Regions from separate parts of the Mus musculus genome. Here region 1 is linked to region 2. The links are chromatin loops, found by intact Hi-C in ENCODE. Cell type or tissue: left cerebral cortex. All regions are shown on one strand.

Region 1 (8,000 bases), 270 kb before region 2:
TATTCAGAGTATACGTAGTTTCCTTTCACTATCCCGAGTGGCATACATAGTTATTACGATTTAAAGAGTTTTGGCCGTCAGAACATAAAATTCTAAGAGCTTGAGTGAAGAAGTGGGGATGAAGGGACAAAGGAAGAAAGGCGAAGGGAAGAGGAAAGGATTTTTGAAAATGGCTTTTAGCTGTTTAATGACATTTTATAGTCTACTGTCGATCTGAAAGCCCCTTCAGAGGGCTCTGTGGGTCGCTCCATCAATCCCCACTTTTCCCATCAGAGTTGATAAAGACGAATGGCAACAGACATGAAATATGGGAGAAGAGATGCTAAAGATGCGAACAGTTGATTGCTGAAATCCTGCCAGGTAGTTTTCATATCCCAGAGTCCCAACACCTGTGGGGATGCTTGGACTGTGCACATGGCCTCATTGTGGACCAAGCAAATGAATGAAATGTAACTTCTTGCTTTGTAATCCAAGGGTGGCGTGTGTGTGTGTGTGTGTGTGTGTAGCCTAGGGTGGAGTGTGACAAAGTACTACTGAAGATAGAAAGAAACAAGGCTTTTGGACCAGGACAAATGTTAGCTTTACTTTCGTTCCCATTAATCCTGGGTTTGTTTGCTTTGATGGCACTGCCATTTAAGTATCACAGAGAGTAATTGAGAGCATAAATATTCATTATTAAAAAGTCTGAAAAGTGCACAGGTGGGTGGAGAAGAGGACTTTCATAGCCTCTTTGAGAGCCTCCTCCCTCACGTATTCCCTGCCCAGTGAATCTCATTAGTTGGTGTATAAGAGAGGAATTGTAATTCTGTCATGGTTGAATGTATTCTATTTCCTTCTGGTATTTAGAGACCCTCCCCCACCACAATTCCATAATTATGCCTTTGTGACAAGAAAGGTATAGGGATTCTCTGGGGCTTGGGAGTATCTTTGCTCGATCCTAAAAGTGTCTTTCTATTCCCTCTGTGCAGTGGTTTCTTCTTATCCTGCCTAGGATGGAAAGGTACAAAATGGGCTTCTAATTTCATGGTTGAAGTGACAAGAGATAATATCGGTGCAGTTCCTGGCAAACATTTTTTTTCTAATACAAATCTAGAATTTGTCTGTGTGGCCACAGCATGGTCAGGAAGATAAGCAGGTGTATGTGTGCATGTGTAGCTTCAATTTGTGTGTTCTTTTCTGAAGCAGCCTAAGATTTTGGCAGAATGATGTTCTCTATTTGCTGGGTGCAAGTACAGGTGGTTCTTCTGAGCATTTTGTAGCATCCCTTGAGATGTGATCATGGTAAGTGCAGAGTATTGGTCCCAGATGAAAAACAGGGTGTCAGTCCCCCTTAATTTCAGTTATTTCCAAATGTTAGCTCCTGCACAGCCTCTGCACATTGTTCTCCGGTGCTCACAGCAGAGCGATCTACAAGTAGCCAAGAAAGGAGAGGGTTAAGGAAAAGAAATGGGGTCCAACATGAACATCTTTTCCCCTTTTCAGCTTTTTAGAAGATAAATGTTTCAGATTTCAATCTGTGGTTCCCAGCAGTTCTTTGGGAACACTGCAGTCGGCCCACAAAAATCGCTACTGCTGAGCCAACCATAGATAATGCGTCTCAGCAGGGATGACATAATGTGCTAAAAGAAGACTATGATGTAATGCCCATCTCGGAGATCAGAGCCAATTTCCGTTACAAAGCCTTGGAGTCTAGCAGGAGGTAATGAGCTAGCATAAATTGTGTAGCACGGATAAATTCTAGGTCTCATGTGCCTATCTGCATTTTTTAAAGGCAAAAGAAGAAAATAAAATAGAATTCCTAGATCAGAAGTATGTTTTCAGCAAGAGTCTTTGCCCACTCTCAATCCAGACAGCACACTGCTCAAGGCTGGCCCATCACCTTGGCCCACATGGGAATTCAGTGTCTGGGTCTATAACCTGCAGTAAGGTGGTGATGTCATCCCTAATGTTCAGTTTGTGTCTGCAGAGACCGTTTGGGAAGAGGGCGTGGCGTTTGAAGGAGATTGTGCCTTTCCTGGAATGTTGGAGTAACTAGGTTGGAAATGCCCCAAAGGGACTAGAGGTGAGGAACACGGAGAAAAGGCAGGATCACCTTGAAAAGCTCATTAGGGCAACCTTACTCTGCTGGTGGAAGTCTGTGCACCAGGGCCAGGGCTCCCAGATAGGCAGTCTCCTGCTGCCTCCCTTGATTAATTATGCATTCTGACCTCCTAGGGTGCAGCCTGCCTGGCAACAGGCACCCGGAGTCCACCTCTTGGTTGTCTTTCAATAGAAACCTTGAGGACGGCCATAATTCATCTAATCGATGAAAGTCTCTGAGACGCGCAGTGGGGCGCGCCGTGCTCGCTCTCATGCCGCCTGCACATCTCTCCTGCTCTTCTTTTCCTTCATTTAATTTTTAATTGCTCGGAGTGTTTACAGGAGGAGCCCATTTCCGTTTGTTTGTTTGTTTGTTTTCTTTCATGATTTCTGTGCTAATCTTCACCTGGGCTTAATACCAGCTGCTCCCTCTGCGTCAGCCGTTCTCAACCTTCCTAATGCCTCGATGCTTTAATACTGTTCTTCACGTTCCACAGATGCCGTGACCATAACGCCACTTTCATTGCTGCTCCATTACTGTACCTTTGCTACTGTTATCCATGTGGTCTTAGGTGACCCTTGTGAAAACGTTGAGAACCATTGAATGAAAAGGGAGTGGTTTGGTTCACTGTTTGATGCAGCTCAGGATCAGAGCTTACAATTCTGGGTTGTGACAGTGTTGGCAGTTGACCCGGGCTTGGTCAAGGGAACGCTGTACCTTTAAGCAGGAAATAAACATTGGGCACAGATGAAAACGTTCTGGTGTAAGAAAATGAGGAAAATGAAACAGAAACATGACGTGTTGGCCATGTTGAAGAACTGCTCTTGGGAACACGTAAGCTGCAGTGGATATTGCTTTTTAGACTTTTCTGTGAAGTTCCAGCAAGTATTTTTATTTTTTCTTGCTAAAAGGATAGTTATCCTCACATCCACCGGAGGTCAATTTCAGATTTCCCTCGTTATTCAAATACTATCCATGGTAATAGCTTTTTATCGAGATTTTTCTAGTGGACAGTCACTCTAAAATATTTTCATGGAACATCTCCTTTAATCCTTACCAGAAACGTCTGAGGCAGTTGGTCATCTCCATTTTAGAGCAGAGCTTGTGGGTTTGAGTCACTAGCTAGGATTCCAGAGCTAAGAAGCTGACCATTGGGCACCACTTCCCTCCCTTACATCTCTGAACCCACCAGATTGGGGTGGAGAAGGTCTCTGTGTTTAAGGACAATGGGTTCTTTGTGTTAGCCTAAAACAAAGGCTTTGCATTTGTATCACTGGCCCCAGAGCTTGCAGTACAGCTGGTGCTCAGTAAGTGCTGGCTGCCTCTTATATTGAAAGGGAGAGAAAGGAAGAGGGAAGCACTCATCATGAGTGGGAGCCCAGCTGCTTCGAGTTTATCAGGAAAGACCACTTGAGAAAGACGGTGGGCAACATTGTCTATTAGGAGCTAGGGAGGGGACTGTTAACTCTTTGTCCTCATATTATGATTGGTATTGAATCCAGGGCCCAGGACCCTTAAGCGTGTGGCCTGCTGCTGAGCTATACCCTGAGCCCCTGGCCCACATTCTTTAGTATCTGTCCAGATAATGAAGGTGTCTTTAGAGACCAAGTATCAGAAGGCTGCTAGGTGCAGCTGGGATGGTTTATTAATCTGGAACCCTTCATAGATAGGCGTTCCTAGATTCAATAATGCCATTTCCTAAAAAATCTCTAATGTAAAAAGGAAGGAGAGCAGGGGCATCCGTAGACACCTAGGGAAGCCATGTTGGATAGTTTGTTTGGACAGTTTTTCCTTTACAGTCAGCAGCCTGGCGCATTATATTTACACATCAGCAAGGATCATGCTGCTTGTTTTATTTATTTATTTTTTTAAAGTCTGAAATGTCTGTGATGTCTGGTGTCGCTGCTTATTATGAGTCTTCTCTATTTTGAAAACACACAGAAGAGATAATGAAATTAAAGAATTTTACCGGATGTAGTGGCTCGTGCTGATAAGCCTTGCACTTGAGAGGCAGAGACAGGAGGAGTTGAGTGTGTCTGAGGTCATCCTGAGCTAAGAGACCAAGTCCCTAATCAACTGAGGGTACATAATAAGACCCTGACTAAACAAACAAACAAACAAACAAACAAACAAACATAAAACCACCAAGCAAGGAAAGTGTGTGTGTGTGCACAGGTATCAATGGATAAAATATTTTTAATGTATGGCAAACAAAGCCCATCTCTTTAATTAATCAATACTGAGCAACAGTGAGGTCATCTCAGTGGCACACTCAAAGCCTCACACTTCCAGGTGTCCCTTGATGTGGATTTTTACGTCCACCAGAAGGCCCCGAGGAGGCTTGCAGTTTCAGTCTCTATAGCAGAACTCCTGACCTTTCCTTTCCGCATTCCCAGTGTCCCACATGCCAGTCCATTTCCCATTCCCACAGCAGTCTTCATCTCTTGCTCTCTCACCCCTAGTTCTGTCACTGGGACTCAACGGGTATGTCCAAAGTGACAGTTCATCACCTGGAGAGTTCAGATTGAGCTTGTTAGCCTCCTCCTCTTAAGAGTCCACTAGCTGGCTTCACACACACTTCCATCCCTCTAGTTAACCTCTCCTGTGTTAGCCAAACAGGTCTAATCGGTACTTGCCAAGCAAATCTTTTCTCCCTTGCCCCTGTGCCTTTTCTGTTGTCAAGGCTCTTTGCTCCTTGTTCCTCCTCATCCCTGCTGTCTTTGTGTCCTTCTCCTCACTCTTCTGACACATGGTGATGAGTGAGATCGATTGGTGACATTTGAGAAGACAACCTTAGATTCTCTGTTCATTGAGATATTCTGGCTTTGCTGGATTCTGACATACAGTGAGGAAATCTAAATCTGCCCTAAGGATGAAGCTCAGAGTGCCGTGTGTGTAACAACAGGTTCTTAGATCCCTTCAACAGAAAGTGCTTTACCATACTCTTCTTTTGACTCCATCAGTAATACTTAGTTTGACTTAACTCTAAAAGCCCGAATCTGAGCCATCCTGGTGTCACAGCTTCGGCTTCGTGAGATCACATTCCTGGAGTTTGCAGGGGTATGTTTGTCTTATTAAACTATAAGTTTCTAGTGAGAAAACTACGTCTCTTTCATATTCATGCGCCATCCAGCGTGCAGCAGAGCTCTCAGCACACAGCAGATGTTCAGCAGATGACTGCTGAATAGATGGGTGACTGCTTTAAGATCCATACTCACAATACCGACCGCTGAAGCATCTACTGCCACAGAGTGAAACCGTGAGGCTCAGAAAGCCACATTCATATCTGCCTTACCTTGTCCCTGGACTACGGATGCCCAAGGCTAGGTGTGAGTTGATAATATCTGACTGTTTTGTTGGGAGGCCAGAGCTCCCAAAGAGATCAAAGAAAACACTTGGAAAGAAAAGTGGGATCAGCCTTTCTCACTAGTTGGCTTTCTGGTTCTCATTTACATTTCCGACCCCCTTTGTGGATTTCTCATCTCCATTGTCTTCCTGCCCCCCCCCCTCCCCACACTTTCTGACTCCTGGTGAGAAATAGGGAAGATGGGTGAGGAATATGATTGATTGCTGACATTTGGGAAGATAGCGTTGAAATGTTTCTGACTTTGCTGAATTGTTATGCACATTAAGGAAATCCGAGTCTTGCTTTCCCATTATATAAAATGAGAGAACAGTAGCTGTCTACTCTGAATTTTCCTTACAGCATTGGAGTGTCTTTAGAAAGACATAGCACCGAAGGCTTTTTCCCTCTGACTCTGGGGGTGGGGTGGGGGGAGGAGTCCTGGAGCAGAAACCCATTCATGGTGAATTTGGGGGGAAGTGGTAAGAAGGATCTGTATGGAATGGCACAAAGCGGACCAGGCTGGAGAAAGTAGGGTACAGAAATCCTTCTGTAAAGTGTAACAAGGTAGAGAAGAGGGTGGCTGTGTCAAGGTGAACCCCAGCGATGGGACAGCTACTGTTTCTTTAAAGTTAATGTAGGCACATGCAGATCCAAATCTCAGACAAAAGATCTTGCTCAAGCAGCCGTTCGCAGGCCAGCCAGTGAGCTTTCATCCCTAAGGAGCTCGGATGGAGGTCTACCTTATGACATATTGACTATCTACCTCCTCTGACCAAGGATAGCAACCTCAGCTTGTGCAGGCTGACTGGAGGCCAGCTACTTCTTGCTTGAACCAAAAATAACTGTGAGTCAAGGAAGAAAGATCAGGCAGTTTCGAATGGATCAGTAGAAGTGTTTGTTTGTAGTAGGTCGTGAAGAAGATGGAGTTGTCACTGATGGTTTCAAAACTCTCTTGCCTGGACTGAGTAAATAGAACGGGGGAAAGAAGACCTCCCAGGAAGTATATGTGGGCTTTGAGCTTTCCTGTGACCACTGTCCTTCTAGGAATACGTCACCAGCCAAGTTCAATATGACTAATGCCCATGCCTGAAACTGACCAGTGCTCATGTCTGACGGACACTGACCAAAGCCTTGTTACCAGTACTTTCTGCTATACTAAATCCAAAGCTTCTGACATGTCTAAAATTAGTTCCGCTAAACATATCATTATGGATCTAGGGAAGGCTGTGAAGGGCCTTTCTTTACCCATGTGTCCCAGGTGCAGTCAGCTATGTGGCTCACGGATAACCTAAATCAATCCTTTTAGTTGCTTGAAATAAGTGACCCTTTAGAGTGATTTCTTTTTATTGCCTGAAGATGGATATTTTTAGCAAGTTTGGAAGCATTTTGTTCATCTATTTCAAATCATTTGAATATAAAAATGTAGCATTTTCACACTTTGGGATATTTAAGTCCTGCATTCCTTTTTTTTTTTTTTAAGTCTCTAATACTTTTTAAAAACCTTTCAAATTAGTTTGCTTAAAGGCCAATTTTTTTTTCTCACAGTTTTTGAGGTAGAAATGTAATGTTACCAGCTTTTAGAGGGAGAATCATGGTAGTTTGTTGTAGAGGTTAAAAACATATGGGCATACTATTCTGGGCTCTGTATTTCTGGTAGGGATTTAAATACCCATGAAAGAAAGTGGCAAGGACAGATCTGTGTTCTTCTCTTTCACACAAACCTCTAATGGCAAACCAAAGAAGAAAATGTATTCTCCTTATCTTGCCTATTCAAGGACACATCTCCAAACCCAGGATAGAAAAGCCATGAGACCCATTTCTGACCTCTTGTTTGACACGGGCCAGGCTGTTTCAATTTCTTTACTTTCCAGCTCAATTATTTTGAAATCCATTTCTTTCTCACTCAGTCAGCATGCCCAATATATGTTTCCTAGAACACCAGGCCTGTAGGATATTAATAGATGTGACTTAGGTAAAGCATTTTGTGTTAAGTAGATTTCTCTACTGCTGGGTTTCTTTCTCAGCCTACGTGTGGTGTGATTTCATTTCCCATGCTTACTGACCCTGGGTGGGCTTTCTTGTTCTTATTTTCTTTATTTCCCCATCCTCCCTCTCTCTTTGCATGCTTTCCTCTCTCCTCCTCTCTCTTCCTCCCCACTTTGTCCAGTTTTCTATGCACCTGTTTGCCCCACTTGTTTACCTAGAGGACTGGAATCTTCAAGAACAGATTCTGTGATATGACTGCTGAAAGGTATTTGAAATTTCCAAACCCCATGTCTTTTTCAGTTCCCTGAGCAGCTTTCTGAACAATGATCACTTGCTTTGGATGTTGATATGTTCTAGTTCTCCCATTTCAATAACTCCTGGCTGCAACTAGCCTTCTCTAAGCCTCCATTAGTTTGAATGTCTACTACAGAAAAATTTAGCTTTGGGAATTAAGGTGGCATATAGCTTTCTTATTCTTCCATCCCAAACCCAGAGCCGTAGATTGGAAGTTCTGTAGGAGAAATGGGGCTCTATATCCCTTTGGGTTTATTGTTCCCAGATGAGTGAGGTCCTGATTGAACCAACAAT
Region 2 (8,000 bases):
GTCTGACATATATTTCCAGGAGATAGACTAGAGGGAGAATGGACAGTAGGCATACAAAGTGAGATGTGAAGAGAGCAGATTTGAGGAAGAGATGATGGTTGCTAGCTAAACTCAAGGTTCTTAACAATGTCTGCAACAGACAATGGCGTGTGGAGATCAAAGAACTGGATCTACCAATGGATGCAATATGTGGGGTGAGCATGAAAGGTGATTCCAGGTTGGGGCTTGATGGATAGTGGTGTCATTTATTAAAATAGGAAGCCATACAAAGAAAAATACTTTATTTCCAGAGGGAATCTAATAGAAAAGGGGGAAGGAAGAGAAATATGAATAGTGATGAAAGGTTGAAAAGGTCAGGTTATCAGGGTAGAGGTAGAGAAACTCTTTCAGAGCCCCTACTGGGCAAAGCTTTGGAGCCTTTAGAACCACTCAAGGCCACTCTGTCAGCAGTATTCTGTAGCCCTCGCTTCCCCTTCCACTGAAGCTGGCTGTACCATTTGTAGCCACGCCTCTATGCTTTTTACAACCATTTCCTCACTGCCTGGGAACTTTCTCTTGTCCACCCCATCATCCTTCCTCCCTTCCCTCCCTCCATCATCAATGGCAATCCCTTGGTTTGCCTTTCAATCCTTCTCTATGGAAATCAGAACCCATTCCAACTTCGCCAGGGGCGAACAATAGCTACTTTCTCCATTGCATTTTTTGTTTGTCCGTTTTGGTTTCCTTCTGTGGATTTATTTGACCACCAGCTCCTCTCTCCCGCGTTCTTTCATCACATCTGGAGGGTAAGCTATCCATCTTCTTAGATATAGTAGTCCCCTTGCTGGGTACTGTGGTAAGACATCATCGGCAGGTCAGATGACAGCACAGCCTTCCCTGGCCACAGACCCTGCTCAGGGATTCTATTCCACCTTGAGTTTCTGAACCTGTTTGAGATCTCTCCACTCTCTAATTCTGCAGTTCTTTACAGGAGATGATACCACTTCCTGCTTCTACGAATTGATAGACACCACGCTACGGCAATGGCTTCCGCATCTGGCAACAGACCTGCATGCTTTTCCACATCTGTCTTTTTCCTTTCCCCTTCTAGCTGTAGTGAAGGAGTTGGTTCTTCTTCATTCTAAGATTTCTCCATCCTTCTGGTCTTTGAATCCTATCTGCCTCTATCTTTTAACTTTGATAACTCTACCTTTCTTTATAACTTCACATGTATGTGTCAAAGACAACCTAGTTAAATTAAAATTCTTCCTTGGAGCCCCCTCAAAGCAAATTTCTAGCCTTTGTCATCATTCCAATGCCTCTGTCCTTGCCAGCCATCCCCCTTGGTCTTCCTTGCTAAATCTAGCACATTTCCTTCTTCTGACCAGTGCCACCAGCAGTCACCAAGATGCAGCTTTCAGCCATACTTCCTCAAATGACTGGATCTCTCAGAGGCCTGTCATGCTGTTAGCTGTTGCATGTTCACCTTCAGCAAGAAGTCTCCACTTCACTGGCAGGATACTGACTAAGTTTCTTCCTCACCTGCTGGCCTGCCCTTCCTTTATAATCTCCTGCAGCTCTCTTCTCTTTCCCAGCCCAGCTATTACATGTCCTCTTCCCATCTGACATACTCATCAGATGATCTCACCCATGCCATGCACACTGGTAACTTTCAAACCTTGAAAGTTACAGCCAAGAAAATTCTACAGTCAAGAACTTCTACTTAGCCTTGGATTCACAAACTTCTCAGCTCACTCAGCATCCCCAAGTAAAATCAGACAGATCCCACAAAGAGCATGTGTAAACCTGAACCTGCAATCTTTCCCTCACCACTCTTTTCTTCCTCAAGGGAATGACCTTCCCTTTCATGCAGTTCTGCCTATAAAAAGGATGGGAGTCACATATAGTAAATGCTGTCATTCTTACCTGTCTATCATCTATTCACAATTATAGTGCTAAATTTGCTTCTCTACTCTGTGTGTACTTGATATAGAATTGGTTCTACTCTTGAGCTCCAGGCACAAACATATTGCTTGAGACCAGCTAATGAGGTTCCATTCTAGAACATTTCCTGAGAATATTGACAAGTCCCCTTCTGCTAAAGGAGTGAGTGTCCAGAAAGGGTGCAAACCCAGAGCTACCAGTAGCTATTTTGTTAGCATGAGAGAGGAGCTTCAAGGAAAGGGTGAAGCCAACACAAGAATAGGAAAGAAAGGTATTGTTAAAGACATGATCTGAATTCCTGGGGTGAGCTGTGTTGACACATCGGATCTACTCAAGGACATTTGGGTACATGAGACAAGACATTTTCACTAGGTCCTTAGCTAGCTTGAACCTGGAGTGTAATTACTTGCACAGCTCCATAACACAGTCTAAATAGTTACATCATTGCATGTATTTCCTCCTTCCCTCCCCCTTCTCAATCACATCAGTCCCTACATCTTTCTGGTTCCACTTCCTAGAAAGCTAAATGGATCTCTAAGTTGATCCGCTTTAGTCTACTCTGTCCACCAATCAAGGCCAAGACATTCAATCTCAACTGATCCGCTAAGGTGGCATTCCATCAGGTTCATTGCTGTCTTGTCAGCAATCTTGTCTTCATGGCTGTCTCCTCAGTGTGGTCTTTATCCAGAAGCGAGCATGTCCTTAGCAAAAGCATCAATCAGATCATGCTTGCTACTGCTTACAGTCATTCACTGCTCCTTCTTGCCCATACAATCAATACAGTATTGCCATGGCCCAGGGCCCTGGATGCGCCGACCTGGACCTCATTCCTGGCTCATCACATTCCATTTTGCCCATGGTTTCTCTATTCTGGTCATAAGAGAAATGACTCACAACTAACTCCAATATGTTAGCAAATTCTTATTTCTGATGCCAAAAGTAGGCTTTGCCTTCCTTTTCCAATAGACATTCCTTTAGAGAAGCCCTCCTTTGCACCAGACCAGACCTGCCTCCCCAAGTCTCTCCCTGTGCCTAGATAACTTCTATCCTCTGCCCCCTCAATACCAGCCTGTGTCATCATTTAATTTGGTACTTTGTGTTAACAATTAACTTGTGGGTTACCTTCCCTGCCAGACCTGAAGCACCATGAGGGCAGACCAGGCCTGTTTGCTTGACCACACTCTCTTGCTATATGTCTGATACAAATTTTGACTGACTTTGCTATGTTTAGGTCTGAATAAACTTAAAGAAAAACAAATGTGGGCTACAGAGAGAGAAGATGGCTCAGTGGTTAAGAGAAGAAGAGATGTTTTCCAAGATTTCAAGCAGGTTTACAAATTTCATTTTAGACTAAAGGCTGTACATTTAAAATCTGACCATCTGTTATACCAATAAGGCGTAGTGATTGTAGGTGAAGATAAAGCAGAAAGTTAGGCAGTTTTTTTTTCAAATCTGCTTTATGTAAAGAATAAAATCTGAACACACACACAGAGAGAGAGAGAGAGAGAGAGAGAGAGAGCAAACTTCAACCTTCCCTGTTTTTTTAAGTTTATGAAAAATTGTTAAATTCATGTGCTTTACTGGACAGGATATCTAAAAGCCATGCAGGGCCCTGCACTTGAATTTAGTTTGAACAAACCAACTGTAAAAAGACATTTTGCAGACAAGCAGGGCAAATTTGAACATAGACTGGGTTTTAGAGGAGATAAAAATTTATTGGCAAGGAAAGATTCATAAACTAAAAAAAGCAGTTTACAAGCAGCATGTACAACACTATCTCATTTTGATAGAAACATGTAGTGTATACAGGTGTTAAGAGTGGTAACCTGTAAGGGGTAGGAATGTGGGGCTAGCACTTTTAAAACTTTCTTTATCTGAATTTATAACTTTCCACAAAGCACACATGACTTTTGTAGTAATAAAACTTAAAATAGCGATTAGTTTTGCAAATGTTAAAGAAGGCTTACACAGACCCAAATTTATTCTGAAAGCCTTCCAGGACATTTTTTTTTTTCTATGTCCTACACCTTAGGAATGAATAGTATGTCCTAACTTCTGGGCGGGTCTCAGCATGAAGGATTAAACATTTCAGCACTGCTTGAAGCGAAGGGGAATCAATCAATTACTGAACACGCCTACATTTTCTCCTGGCAATGTCGTGAAAGGGCCTCCTGATCGCTTGCAGAGAAGCCACCCTCACAGTGAGGGGCTCACGCTATTACAGGCAACACTGAAATGGCCATTTCCCTCTCTAATGGAAAAATCCACAGTCCATCAACTCTTAAGAGTAGCAAGTATACAGAAAACTTAGAAAATGCTGCGTTCCAGTTGTCTGAGAAGGAGAGGGAAGGGTATTTTGATGACAACTGAAAAAGCCAGGCAAAGGTCATTATCAGACAACTACTGAACTGCATATTTATATTCACATCCTGGAAAACTTTTTCTCACAGGACTAAGTGAAGCTTGCATCCAAGGTGGTCCCTGTGTTCCTTATGTGAACAATGAAGTCTGGACGAAATCTAAGACTTAATTAATTCACAACTATGTTTCATTAATTAATTATATATTGTATATGGTTAGAACACAAATACATCTATAGACACTGTACATACATCTATATATAGCAAATATATATTTGCTAGCATTTTCCCTGGGTTCCCACACTGCTGAAAGAGTCCCCTGTAGAGGGCACTAGTCAGTTGTTAACCTTTGTGAATCTGTTTAAATCAAGGGAAGGAAGTGACCTGAAGGATCACATAACCAACTCTTCCTCCTCAGGAGGTAGAAACTGAGGCCCAGGGAGATTGGGGGTGGGGGTTAGGAGGAGGCTTGCTCAGTCACAAAGCAAGTACCGTACAGAGCTAAGAAAAAGTCAGCCTGCTTTGTGGTTTTTAAAAAGAAAAGAAAGAGAAATACAAAACCCAGAGGCCACAAACCCATTTGCATCTAGTTGACCATTTATGAATCACAGGCCCTGAAGACCACAGCACTGGCACCATACGTACATGATCCCAGAGAGCCCACTGTTTGAAACACTTCTGTAAGAGGCATTTCATCACCGAGTCCCTCCCATCTGCAGTATCTTGCAGCAAAATTTGCTGAGCCTTTACCATTTTCCCAATAACCCTTGTTATCTAAACATTACCAAATACATTTGCACAGCTCTGAAACTGCATTAGTAGGAAGGATACACCGTGTTTCTCTTTCTCCCGATCCCATCAAAAGCAGTCCATTGTGAACCATGCGGTGGAGCGGGTTCATTTATTTTGTTAGGATTAGGCAAACTGGACTGGCAGTGTGGTTTCCAGAAAGGCTGCCTGATGATGTGTCACCTTACGGTCAGGTTAGAGAAACACCTTAGATGCATGAGTTCATTTCTGTTGCTGTGATAAAGCACCATGACCAACAATGGCTTATGGGAGAAAGAGTTTATTTTGGCTCATGCATCAAAGGGCGAGTCTGTAATGGCAGGGGAAGCATGGCAGCAGGTGGCAGGAGTGGGAACTGAGAGATCACACCTTCAACAGCAAACATGAACCAGCGAGAGAGATAGCTGGAAGTGGGTCCAAGCTATGAATGACGTCTGTAAGCCCACCCCCAATGACATATTTCCTCCAGGTGGGCTTCATAACGTCCTCAAGCAGCACCACTGAGCAGAAACTAAATAGTCAAATATATGAGATTCTGGGGACATTTCTCATTTAAAACACCACATATGATTATGTATGTCTTGCCCATATATCGAAACTGCTGCTCGTGGACCCCGTCTATATGAACCATGGTTTTATATGTCTGATGTTTTAGCTTTTCATTTCTCTGTTTGTTGTTGTTTTGAGGAATAAATGAGTTCAGGACAGCACACTGTAGTTGGGGAATCACAAACTTTGGAACCCAGGAGACAAGTTAAATTTTAACTCTTGCTTCCATTTATGAATAAATTGGGTCTAATTCAGCAAATTATTTAGACTTTGAGCATCAGACTTCTTATCATAGCATCTATCCCGTAGGGTAGGGATTAAAAAAATGTATGCAGTAAGAGAAGATGGTCTGTTTTGAGATTTAGAAGAGAGAAAGCAGAATCCCACTGTGAAACAGATTCAAGGTCATGCTACTAAGAGAAGGCATTGTTCTTAAGAGTCTGAAAATAGACTGAATGGGCTTTCCAGTGCATGGTCTTCAGTTCTCAATCCTCTCCAAGTTACTCTGACAGTAATTTTATGATTCTTTTACCCATGTGGCAGTGGTATTGCTAGTATCCAGCCCACATCACCCCACACATTTCAGAGATAAACCTACATGCTCAGGAACATGAGAGAACGAATCTGTGAGATAACGGCTTCTCTCCCTCCTTAATATTTCCTGGGTGCAGAGAAAACATTCCAGCATCTGTGTCCAGAAAAATCCAACATTTTCTTGCTGTTGATAGGAATGAGAAGGCAGGTAGCATGTTCCAAAGGTTTGATGGCCCAAGTACAGGTACCCTACTGCTGTTCCAGGCTCTTTTAGTTTTGAATGACCTATTCATACTTAGGTAACATGTGCTGTGAGGATTTTAAGAGATGCATTGCTTCATCCCACTGCAGCAGGTCTGAAAAGGAAGACACTATCAACTTCAATATGTTGCTGGAGAACCTGGAGTTTGGGGAAAACTGCATGCTTGCACAAATCATTCATCAAGTTCCCAGTATGGTAAAGCCTGGCTGAACCTCTGGAATAGGGGCTTCCTAACTCATTCTTTTTTTACTCATACTGAATTCTCCAAATGTAGCAATAATATGCCCAAAGGAATAAAATCAAGGAACCTTAAAAAGCCTCTGCAATCTAAAATGTTACTATCCTCATAAGCACGTGACTTCATTCTTTGAGCATTTTCATTAGAACAACTTTCTTGTCCAGAAAACCCTTACTCAGTAAAGTAAGGGTTGTTTTGTGGTCATTCTAGACACTTCCAGAAAGATCCATCGATTTCTCAACTGAAGGCATCATGGGAAATTTTTCTACCAATTTGAGCATTTTCTTAGCCCCCTCATCTCAAAATCTCTACCTCACTGTCTCCAGCAACCCTACAAGATCCCATCATTATGATCCTCACCCAACCCAAGCCCACCCTCACATGCCTGCGAGAGAGGATGCACATTGTGAGATGCACATCCCAGTTCCAATCTTCAAAACTTTAAGAGTATCCCCCAAGGTCTCCCTCAACTTTCACTAGCTCTTTTCAGACTCTGCCAAAGCAGCATTCCTCATTTCCTGCAAGGAACTGATTCTGCCTCCTCAGGGACATTTGACAGTGTCTGGGGACATCTCTGATTGTCACGGCTGGGTCAAGGTGGAAGTCAGGGATGCTGCTGATCATCTACAGTGTACAGAGCCTCCTCCACCCAGAACAATGAGTGTAGATGGGTTATTTTGATGATATTACGAAGCCAGCATTTGATCCACAAACAAAATGGCTTCGTGAGTGGACTAAAGTCTTCACCCAGCCTCTGAACCCTCCTCAATGATTTGTTAGCTTCTCTTGCTCTTGATCACAATTATCCATGCTGCCTAACAAGGCTCAAACCCACAATGCCCATCGTAAGAAATTTCACTCTGCCAATTTTGTATGGTCCCTCCATGAAAAATTAATTCTGTACTGTATGTTGTTAATGGATTGTCTGAAAGATAGGCTTAGGATACACAGTTTTGTGGGTGTTCTTGACCATACTAATAATGCCAGAATTCCCAGAGTTGTAAAAGTGACTTTAGTAGAGAGAAGGCACTTTTTTTTCCCTTTGTAGAAAAATAGCACAATTTCTCTGTAAAGAACTAGAGAGGGTGAGATATTGTCAATTGAAATTGACACTTTGAACCTCACATATTCTCCCGAATATTTCCACTGGCAATAAAGGTTCCTTGCAGTTACAGGATCAAATTGTGATCCAAAAATATAAACAGACTACTTCTTCCTGTTTGTAATAAGTAAAGGACGAAGTTGGGGAAAGAATAAGCAGCCCTGGTATTACTTAACTCGAAATATTATGCAAGGATGTTTAGAAGACAAGTAACAGGCTTTGGATCTGAGAGATTTAGCTGGC

Evidence for each region. Peaks named below come from ENCODE experiments on the same cell type or tissue, not always from the same donor. Only the 100,000 strongest peaks of a DNase experiment are listed, where the experiment ranks them.
Region 1: a loop joins it to region 2, with 3 times the contacts of the local background. A loop is called at or near these places in 2 of 42 quality-filtered maps.

The regions. Positions count from the first base shown.
Region 1 is chr13:101,232,007-101,240,006 of GRCm38, forward strand. The region is part of intron 2 of Gm36427 (a long non-coding RNA gene); the gene reads right to left. It overlaps 5930438M14Rik (RIKEN cDNA 5930438M14 gene), which reads left to right and starts at 121. Exons shown (of 4, transcript NR_046158.1): 1 at 121-360. In left cerebral cortex, a CTCF peak has its summit at 1,551; DNase peaks (open chromatin) are centred at 978, 1,618, 1,915, 3,296 and 4 more places; H3K4me3 peaks cover 514 bases; H3K27ac peaks cover 6,988 bases.
Region 2 is chr13:101,505,499-101,513,498 of GRCm38, forward strand. No RefSeq gene overlaps it. Among named protein-coding and RNA genes, the nearest start is that of Gm36475, 31 kb to the right of the region's middle. In left cerebral cortex, a CTCF peak has its summit at 4,589 (motif pointing right); DNase peaks (open chromatin) are centred at 3,158 and 4,616; H3K27ac peaks cover 890 bases.